Linked DNA regions of Homo sapiens: region 2 is linked to region 1. Evidence: read pairs that join two places in POLR2A ChIA-PET (ENCODE). Cell type or tissue: GM12878. All regions are shown on one strand. Region 1 has its middle 14 kb from the start of FBLN5. Region 2 overlaps PPP4R3A (protein phosphatase 4 regulatory subunit 3A).

Region 1 (5,000 bases):
ACGTCCCTGAGAGAAAAATGTAAAAATGTTTAAAAAATGGATCACTTAGGGCAAATATTTGAACCTTTAGTTGGTTTGTGTCTTAGCTCCTAAAATGGAATCTTCCTGTATATCAGTCTTTTAGCCTTTCTGGGGTTAAGAGTAATAATTTGCACTGTAGTGATATTTTAACTGTGATAATTTTCAGCTGTGACTATTTTTACAAGAGTAATCTTTTCAGCTCTAACATTCTTTGACTTCATTGAATTATTTTTGACCTTAAAAATTAAATCTCAATGATTTGGAAATATTTGCGAACTTAATATAAGAGTTTGGTAAAGTTGTTTTGTAAGTGTCCATGGACTCTTAAAAAGGTAAGATACATCATTTCTTTCTGTAAAATGTAAGGCACTTAGATGTTGAAGGATATCATCCTGTGAGTTTTCCTCACACGATGAGTCAGTCTCAAGTCCTTGGTAACCCATGTGTAAACGGGAACGTACTGTACTCGAAATGTGTACGTTTCCCAAAGGACAAGTTTCCCACCCCCAGATGGTGAAGGGAGACATGAATTTTTTAAGAATTAGAAAATATATATTTGCTTCTTATTTCCTCTTCATCTGTTTAGATGTATTTTAAAAACTGTGGTATCATCTGTGAGTCAACACATAAATCCCTTTTACCTAAGGATCACTTTACTAAAGGTATGTTCAGACACTCTCGGAGTAAAAAGACGGTGGTGGTGATAAACTTACAAGATCTAATGAGGTAAGTTTTATTTTTGAAAATTTATATGGACTGCTTAGTTTTTGAAATTTTTTGGAATCATTTTAAAGTCTTCTCCCTAAAGCGTTTCCATGCCACATGCACATGTACTCCGAGGGTAGTCTCAGCTGCCTGCATTCAACCTGTACTGCTCTCGTCAGCATTGCGCTCAGCAGCTTGGTAACTCCTGTGTTGAAAAATATGATGACCGTAAAAATCAATTCTTCATAAAATTGCTACTTGAGGAATTAAGACTTTTTTCTGAGTCTTTCCACTTTTTTTCCCCCATTTAGACATCAGCGTTACTTGCTGAAAATAAATTTCACCCCAATGTCTTTTTTTTTTTTTTTTTTTTTTTTTGAGACGGAGTCTGACTCTTTTGCCCAGGCTGGAGTGCAGTGGCGCTATCTCGGCTCACTGCAAGCTCTGCCTCCTGGGCTCAAGAGATTCTCCTGTCTCAGCCTCCAAGTAGCTGGGATTACAGGTGTGCACCACCATGCCTGGCTAATTTTTGTATTTTTAGTAGAGACGGGGTTTCACTATGTTGGCCAGGCTGGTCTCGAACTCCTGACCTCAAGTGATCCGCCCACCTCGGCCTCCCAAAGTTCTGGGATTACAGGCATGAGCCACCGTGCCTGGCCCTGATGTCATTCTTTAATTTGTGTGTATGCATGTGTATGTGTCAAAAGTTTAAAACACATACAAAGGAGACAATTGGATATTAGGAGGGACATCCGGCTATGATGATGTGAAGAGGTCAGCCAATTCTCCTTGCAAGAAACAAGTATAAAACTAAAGTTGTCAAAACCAACCATTTGGGGTCTCTAGAAATTGACCAAAGGCAGAGAAGAAATTGGGTTATTTTTGAAAAGCTTCTAGAGCTTTGGGTGGGAACCTGGAGTCTGTGGCCTTCCTACCTGGGGCTTCTGTCACCCCTCAAACCTCCTGGCTTTTCTAGCCCTGAGCTGGTATGAAAACCAGCAGCTTTGTTGCCTGAGGTGGTGAACAATGGTGGAGGTTAGGTGGTGCAGAACCCATGATGTCAACTAAAAGTGGTGAGCTTGGAAGGAAACAAACGGAGAAAACTCCGTTTTGCTAGCCTGAGATTGCAATTCCAGATAGGACAGGTGGTGGTCAGCAGAAATTTAATGCTGACCTCCTGAAACAGAGAGGCATAGAAGGGCCATGGCTGAGACTTGAGAGCGCCCCATGGGACGGAAAAGCCTAGACAAACATGAGACTGGCCATTGAGTGAGCTGCTTAGCCTACACTCAGATCCACCCGCGGTGCATAGAAGCCCTCCGAGAGGCTCGAGGTGTTTAACTAGCACAGCCTCCTCTGACATTTAGCTATGCAGGAGTGACCCTGGGGAAGCCAGACCAAAAGATAAAAAGACTGTAAAACAGACTGTAAAAAAGACTGTAAGCAGAGACATCAGCAGCTACATTCTCTTGTGTGGGAGACAGATTCTGCAGTTACATTCAATCAAGCTTTAAAAAAAAAAACCATGAAACTATGTCAGAATCAATACTTGCTAAATCGTCTAGTTTTCAATCAGAAATTATGAGCAAGACAAGAAAGTGAGGCCCATACTCAGGAAACAAGCAGTCCAAAGAAACTGTGTGGGCCTAGAAGTTGGATTTAACCCATAAAAACTTCAAAGCAGCAACTGTAAATATGAAGTATTAAAGGAACATATGTCTAAAGAACACAGAGTAAGACATTAACACTAACGTACTCATTCCCTAGCTTTATCAAATCAGGATGCCATATTTTCAACCAAACAGGATGCCATATTTTCTAAAGAATTTAAAAAATACTTTTGTTTAAAACTTTGAACACAGACATGAAAGTAGAGTGAGTAACATAGTGATTCCGTGTACTCATCACCAGCCTCAACAATTATCCATTCAAGCTTATCAACTCTCTTTTTTTTTTTTTTTTTTTTTGAGATGGAGTTTCGCTCTTGTTGCCCAGGCTGGAGTGCAATGGCATGATCTCGGCTCACTGCAACCTCCGCCTCCTGGGTTCAAGCGATTCTCCTGTCTCAGCCTCCCGAGTAGCAGGGATTACAGGCATGCACCACCACACCCAGCTAATTTTGTATTTTTAGTAGAGACAGGGTTTCTCTGTGTTGGTCAGGCTGGTTGCCAACTCCCGACTTCAGGTGATCTGCCCACCTCAGCCTCCCAAAGTGCTGGGATTACAGGCGTGAGCCACCATGCCTGGCCCCAAGCTTATCAACTCTTATTTCATCTTGGGTCCCTACCTACTTCCTTTTTTAAAATTTTGAAAGGATTTTTACATAACATCTTAAAACTATCATAAGGAGCAAATAAATAAGGAGTAACAAATCTTGTTATTCTTTTTAGGACAATGTAGATGATCAAATGATGTCTGTCTCTCCTGTCCTGAACTCTTAGGAATGTTTTTGGGTTTGTTTTGGGTTTGGTTTGTTTTTCAGGAGTGTAGCCATTTTATTCAACTATTCCTTTCCAGTTGGACCTTCAGTTTGGTTTAAGATTTTGACAGTATAAATAAAGCTAAAATAAACATTTTGTATATATTAAAAACCATACCTGTGAGACTAGTATTATGATCCCATTTCACAAAGGAGGAAAGAAGTTACCCATAACCAAATTGTCAGAGCTACTGTTGTTTCTACAGCAGACTGTAAAACATGCCCCCCTAGGTTATTAAAGCACTAATGTATCAGTCTATCTAGGTGTTTGGTGACATTTGTCAAAAACAAAAATTTTGTTTTGATCATTAGTGATATGAGTTGTTGCTCCTGAGAAAAATTAGCCAAAGGGTCGATTACTTCCCCAACAGCCCCTTAAAAATGATCGTGGGACCGTGCTGTTGGAAGGAGGTTACATGTTCAGCTCGTGTGTGTGTGTGTGTGTGTAGATCACAATTATTTATTATAAAATTAATTTGAAATTTGATCTAGGAAAACAGAATTCCTCTACAGTCTAATTCTTGAGATATGCCGGATAAACGACGCTCTGCACCAGGGGTGTCCAATCTTTAGGCTTCCCTGGGCCACACTGGAAGAAGAATTGTCTTGGACCACACATAAAATACACTAACGATAGCTGATGAGCTAAAAAAAAAAAAAATCCCAAAAAAAACATAATATTTTAAGAAAGTTTACGAATGTGTGTTGGGCCACACTCAGAGCCATCCTGGGTCACATGCCAGGAATCAGACAAGCTTGCTCTACACTGTTCATGTGATTTATATTTAATAACGTGCTTAAATATTATCCTATAGTGATAATACTTGCTGAAGTAATTTCATTAGGATATAACATCTACCAGGAAAAATCAGTCTTTATTCAGCAGATATTACTGAGTACTCGTCAGGCCGTGCACATAGTTATAATGGTGAAGAGGACTGTCAGTGCTTTTGAGGAATTCACTGTTTACTGAAAGAGACACAGCATTATAAAATGTGTTATAAAATGGAGGCAGAGTCAAGACACCATGGGAAAAAATTGGGAGGTCCAATTTTGGAGGTCTCTAATAATCTCATAGAGGAGGTGCCATTTGATCTGTCTTCTTAAATGTTGGAAAATACTAGGCTAAAAGAGTCTAGAGGGACCCATGCTAGCATCATCTGTATAGCATGGCTTAAAAACTGTTTATGTCTAAGAAATTAAAAACCAGAAAAAGGCTGGGCACGGTGACTTACGCCTATAATCTCAGCACTTTGGGAGGCTGAGGTAGGTGGATCACTTGAGGTCAGGAGCTCGAGACTAGCCTGGCTAACATGGTAAAACCCCGTCTCTACTAAAAATACAAAAATTAGCCAGGTGCGGTGGTGCATGCCTATAATCCCAGCTACTTGGGAGGCTGAGGCAGGAGAATCATTTGAACCTGGGAGGTGGAGATTGCAGTGAGCTGAGATCGCGCCACTGCACTCCAGCCTGGAGGACAGAGTAAGATGCGGTCTCAAAAAAAAAAAAAAAAAGGCAAAAGAAATGAAGCTGTTATTACTAAAGTGTAAGGGAGAACAAAATAGAATATTAATAATGAAATAGCTAACAAAACTGACAAACCTAGACGCACAGCTTACTGAAAAAAAAAGCACGGTCTGTTAGTCTGTATATATGTAAGTCAAACGGAAAAAGAAGACAGGCATGGTGGTGTGCACCAGTAGTTCCAGCTACTCAGGAGGCTGAGGCAGGATGACTTGAGGCCAGAAGTTCAAGACTACCGTAGTGCACTATGATGGCACCTCTGAATAGCCAC
Region 2 (5,000 bases), 470 kb after region 1:
GAGTGTGTGCTTCAGTTATTGAGTTCCACTAGACATAACTGTTATCAGAAACATGTTGCTCTTAGTTAGAACCTTCTCTGCCTCCCTCTTAATGTTGCTGAGGTCTCCTGCTAAGGATCATCATTTCTCGCCTGTCATCTCTGCTACCATGTTATTTAATAAATTCCTCTCCTAAAGTTGAGCTCTATATCCCCATCCATACCCATACCTTAGTAGGATAGAATTACTGTGCCTAATACTGTAGCTATAGCAACAAAATACAAACAAACTTGTTGGGGGTAAGGATTGTGTTAATTGATATTAACACTGAACTGGATCTGTTATAGTTGATTGGTTTAGTGTTTATAACTTGGCTCAATAAAACCTATTAGGTGATGGAGGGAAACCCAATAGACTAGGAATAAACCTAGTATTGTGTCTTTTATTTATTGTCTTACTGAGCCCTCAAGTTGAAAGACTTTCCGGTGTTCTAGCCTCTATAGCCTACTTATCTCTTTGGGAATATGGTATTGGGGATGAGAGCTGGACTTCCTAGACCAAAACTGTGATATGGCTGAAAAGAGAGTTTCAGGGGATACTTCCCTCTAATATCCTGAATAGACCAGAAAAACATTTCCCAACACTAGAAGCTTCTAGTGTGTCCTGTTTTAGCCAGAACTTTGGAAGGGAGTACGTCAAACCTTTTTTTCCCTCTTTCTTATTATCCTGATCCTGTAAACACTACTAAGAGAGTTTTGAAGAAAATGTAAAAGAGACTGGTACTTGAGAAATAATTGCTATTAGGGATTAGGTGGCTGACAATGTCATACCACTGCACTGCCGTGTTTTTTGTTTTAGTGACTGTAAAAATCAGGCGTGTGTTTCTTGAAAGCACAACTTGAATAACAACCTCAATCCCCTGTGCTATGTGTTTCTGACTTCTTAAACTTAAAAAAACTTTTGAATTGCAGTATAATACATCAAAAAGGTACACAAATCATAAGTATTCAATTTGATGAATTTTCAAAAAATAACCAGCACACCATTGAAAAAACAACATAACCACTACTCTGGAAGCCTACTTCAGGTTCCTCCCCAGTCACTATCCTACCCAGAGAAAACTGCTAGCCTAATGATAGGTTAATTTTGCCACTTTGTGAGCTTTGTGTAAATTGAATTCTATGGTTTATACCTTTGTCTCAGCTGTCTTTTACTCAGGTTTGTAAAATATCTGTTGTGTTTACTCTTTGATTCATATATTAACATTGTTCGTGGTATCCATTGTATGAATATTTATACTTTACAGTTTACCTTTTTGTGTGTGTGTGTGTGTTTTGTTTTGTTTTTTTGAGACTGGGTCTTGCTCTGTTGCCTAGGCTGGAGTGCAGTGGCATGATCTTGGCTCACTGCAACCTGCATTTCCAAGGCTTAGGCAATCCTCCCACCTCTGCCTCCTGAGCAGCTAGGACTACAGGCGTGCGCTGCCACACTTGGCTAATTTTTAAAATTTTTTTATAGAGACAAGGTCTCACTATATTGCCTAGGCTGCACTCCACCTGTTTTTTGTTTTTTTTTTAACAGTATTTACATACTATATAATTCACCAATTCAAAATGTACAATTCATTGTTTTTTAGTATAATCACAGGTTTGCAACCATCACCACAATCTAATTTTAGAACATTTTGTCTCCTCTGAAAAAAATCATGTGCCCATTAGCAATCACTACCCACTTTCACTTCCTCCCAGCCCTAAACAACCACTAATCTATTTTCTGTCTCTAAATTTACCTATCTGGACTGGGAATGTGCCTGTAGTCCCAGCTACTCAGGTGGCTGAGGCAGGAGAATTGCTTGAACCCAGGAGGCAGAGGCTGCAGTGAGCTCAGATCACGCCACTGCACTCCAGCCTGGGCGACAGAGAGACTGTCTAAAAAAAAACATACACACACACACACACACACACATTATGTATCTGGACATGTGGTATTTTATGATGGGCTTCTTTAATTTCATATGTTTTCAAGGTTTATACATATTGTAATGTGTTAGGTTTTCATTACTCTGTGTAGCTGAGTATATGCCACATTGAATTTATCTGTTCATTTTTTGCTGTTGTAAATAACCTTGCTGTGAATATAAATGTACAAGTTTTTGTCTGGGCATGTATTCATTTCTCTTGGATATATACCGAGAAGGGAAATTGCAAGGTAACTGCTTAACTTTTGAAGGAACTGCCAAACTTTTCCAAAATTGATGCCTCATTTTATATTCCCAGAAGCAATGTATGAAGCTTCCCATTTCTCTACAGCCTTGTCACCGCTTGTTATTGTCTTGTCTTTGATTGTAGACATTCTAGTGGGTACTAAATGGTATCTCATTTGTGGTTTTGGTTTTTGTTTTCATTTGAGACAGAGTCTCTGTCGTCCAGGCTGGGGTGCAGTGGTGCAATCCTGGCTCACTGCAACCTCCACCTCCCAGGTTAAAGTGATTCTCCTGCCTCAGCCTCCTGAGTAGCTGGGTTTAAAGACATGCACAACGATGCCCAGCTAATTTTTTGTGTGTCTTTAGTAGAGATGGGGTTTCACCATTTTGGCCAGGCTGGTCTCGAACTCCTGACCTCAAGTGATCCACCTGCCTCAGCCTCCCAAAGTGCTGGTATTATAGGCGTGAGCCACCGTGCCTGGCCCTTATTTGTGGGTTTGATTTGCATTTCCTTAATGACTAATGCTGAGCATCTTCTCATATGCTTACTAGTTTTTTGTATATCCGTTTTGGATAAATTTCTATTCAAATTCATTGCCCACATTTTAATATTGAGTTGTAAGAGTCCTTTATATATTCCGGATACAAGTCCTTTACCAGATATATGCTTTCCAAATCTTTTCTCTCATTCTGTGGGCTTTCTTTTTACTTGATGGTATTGTTTGCAGCACAAACAAATTTTTAATTGTGATGCCCAATTTTTTCTTTTATATAGGTTGTACTTTTGTGCAGTTTTAACTTTTAGAGAAGCGTTTCCTAGTTGGGTCCTATGCCATTAGAGATCTTGCATCTTCTGAAATATAATTTGTTAAAGTAATGCAATTCTTTCACTCTATTTTACTTTTGTAATTTTATGGAGATAGATTGTGTCTGAGAATATGAGTTGTATTTCAAAGTAGGTTTTTGTGTGTCTTTAGTAGAGACGGGGTTTCACCATGTTGGCCAGGCTGGTCTCGAACTGCTGACCTCAAGTGACCCACCTGCCTGCCGAGGCGGGCAGATTATCTGAGGTTGGGAATTCAAGACCAGCCTGACCAACATGGAGAAACCCTGTCTCTACTAAAAATACAAAATTAGCCAGGCATGGTGGCACATGCCCAGCTACTCAGGAGGCTGAGGCAGGACAATCACTTGAACCCAGGAGGCAGAGGTTGTGGTGAGCCGGGATTGCACCATTACATTCCAGCCTGGGCAACAAGAGTGAAACTCCGTCTCAAAAAAAAAAAAAAAAGTAATATTGATCCATAATGTACTTTATATACTTTATGATTTCCGTGGAGAATAATAGAATGCAATTTTTATTCTAGTAATTAAAATAATGAAAGACTACAAAGATAGTTGGAGATTTTTATACCTTTTTTAAATTTTATATTAAAAATATATAGTATGGGGTCTCACCATCCTATATATGAGACCAGGCTAGCCTCAAGCAATCCTCCCATCTCGACCTCCCAAAGTGCTGGGATTACAGGCATGAGCCACTGCACCTTGCCTTTGTTTTTTGAGACAGGATCTCTTATCACCCAGTCTAGAACCCAGTCTAGAGTGTAGTGGCGCAATCATGGCTCACTGTAGTCTTGAGATTCTGGGCTCAGGAGATCCTCCTGCCTGTCTCTTGAGTAGCTAGAATTATAGGCATGCCCTACCTCATCCAGCTAATTTATTTTTTCTTTCTTTTTCTTTTTTTTTTTTGAGGCAGAGTCTCTGTTGACCAGGCTGGATTGCAGTGATGCAATCTCAGCTCACAGCAACCATGCCCGGCTAATTTTTGTATTTTTAGTACAGATGGGGTTTAACCATGTTGGCCAGGCTGGTCTCAAACTCCTGACCTCAAGCGATCTGCCCACCTCAGCCTTCCAAAATGCTGGGATTACAGGCGTGAGCCACCACGCCCAGCCTACTTTTTCTTATTTTTATTTTATTTTATTGTTATTTTATGTTTGCAGAGGCAAGGTCCTGCTTTATTGGCCAAATTGTTCTCAAACTCCTGGCCTCAGGCGATCCTCCCACCTCAGCTTCCCAAAGTGCTGGGTTATAGGTGTGAGCCACCGCACCTGGCCACCTGCTGCTTTTTCTTGTTATGAATGTATCACTAGCACAGCTCTTAATAACCAAAATAAAATCCTGAAAATTGAGCGTAAAGAGAATTGAAGGGGCACTGGAAAATGTGTTTTGATTAATCTGGCAAAAGTTGGATAAAGAGGAAGAAGATTAAAACAGTATTTTCTCCAAAATGTGAGAATGCTTATCTGAGCGTCCTAAGCCAAAACCAGTTTTTGTAAAGAAAAAAAGCCCAAAGAAATGGGGTTTGTGGGGAATACAGGTGGGAAAAAATAATATGGTGAATGTTTAGTTACCTTAAGCACTCAAAGGATAAGAAAGAGATTTTGGATTAATTAGGTCACCTGTCCTAGACATAGTTGGGAGGGTTGGTGTGAAGTGGAAAGCTGTTCATGTGCATAAGACATATACAAATTGAGTTATCATAACTTGGTTAATTTACTGTGTTCGGTATTACTTGGTACTGTTCTGAGCACACAGTAGTGAATGGTCATTAAATCATTAATACTGGACAGCATTCATAAAACAAATGAACTTTGATGTAAAAGCAAACTAAATTTGGAAATGTTAAGAGCACTCTTAGCCATCTAACCACTATTTGGAATGGGTAAAGCAATTGTTAAGTGTAATAGAAGAAATGAAAGCTCCGTATGAGAGACAGTTGCAGAGAAAACTGCTTTTTCTCAAATATTTTGGG

What was found. Peaks named below come from ENCODE experiments on the same cell type or tissue, not always from the same donor. Only the 100,000 strongest peaks of a DNase experiment are listed, where the experiment ranks them.
Region 2: POLR2A ChIA-PET joins it to region 1 with 10 read pairs; 2 of 35 experiments call an interaction of 5 or more read pairs at or near these places.

The regions. Positions count from the first base shown.
Region 1 is chr14:91,959,122-91,964,121 of GRCh38, reverse strand. No RefSeq gene overlaps it. Among named protein-coding and RNA genes, the nearest start is that of FBLN5, 14 kb to the right of the region's middle. In GM12878, no CTCF peak of the experiment used is centred here; no DNase peak of the experiment used is centred here.
Region 2 is chr14:91,492,247-91,497,246 of GRCh38, reverse strand. The region is part of intron 1 of PPP4R3A (protein phosphatase 4 regulatory subunit 3A); the gene reads left to right. Among named protein-coding and RNA genes, the nearest start is that of PPP4R3A, 16 kb to the left of the region's middle. RefSeq lists enhancers at 1,548-1,757, 2,239-2,388. In GM12878, no CTCF peak of the experiment used is centred here; DNase peaks (open chromatin) are centred at 1,686 and 2,351; H3K4me3 peaks cover 1,542 bases; H3K27ac peaks cover 1,829 bases.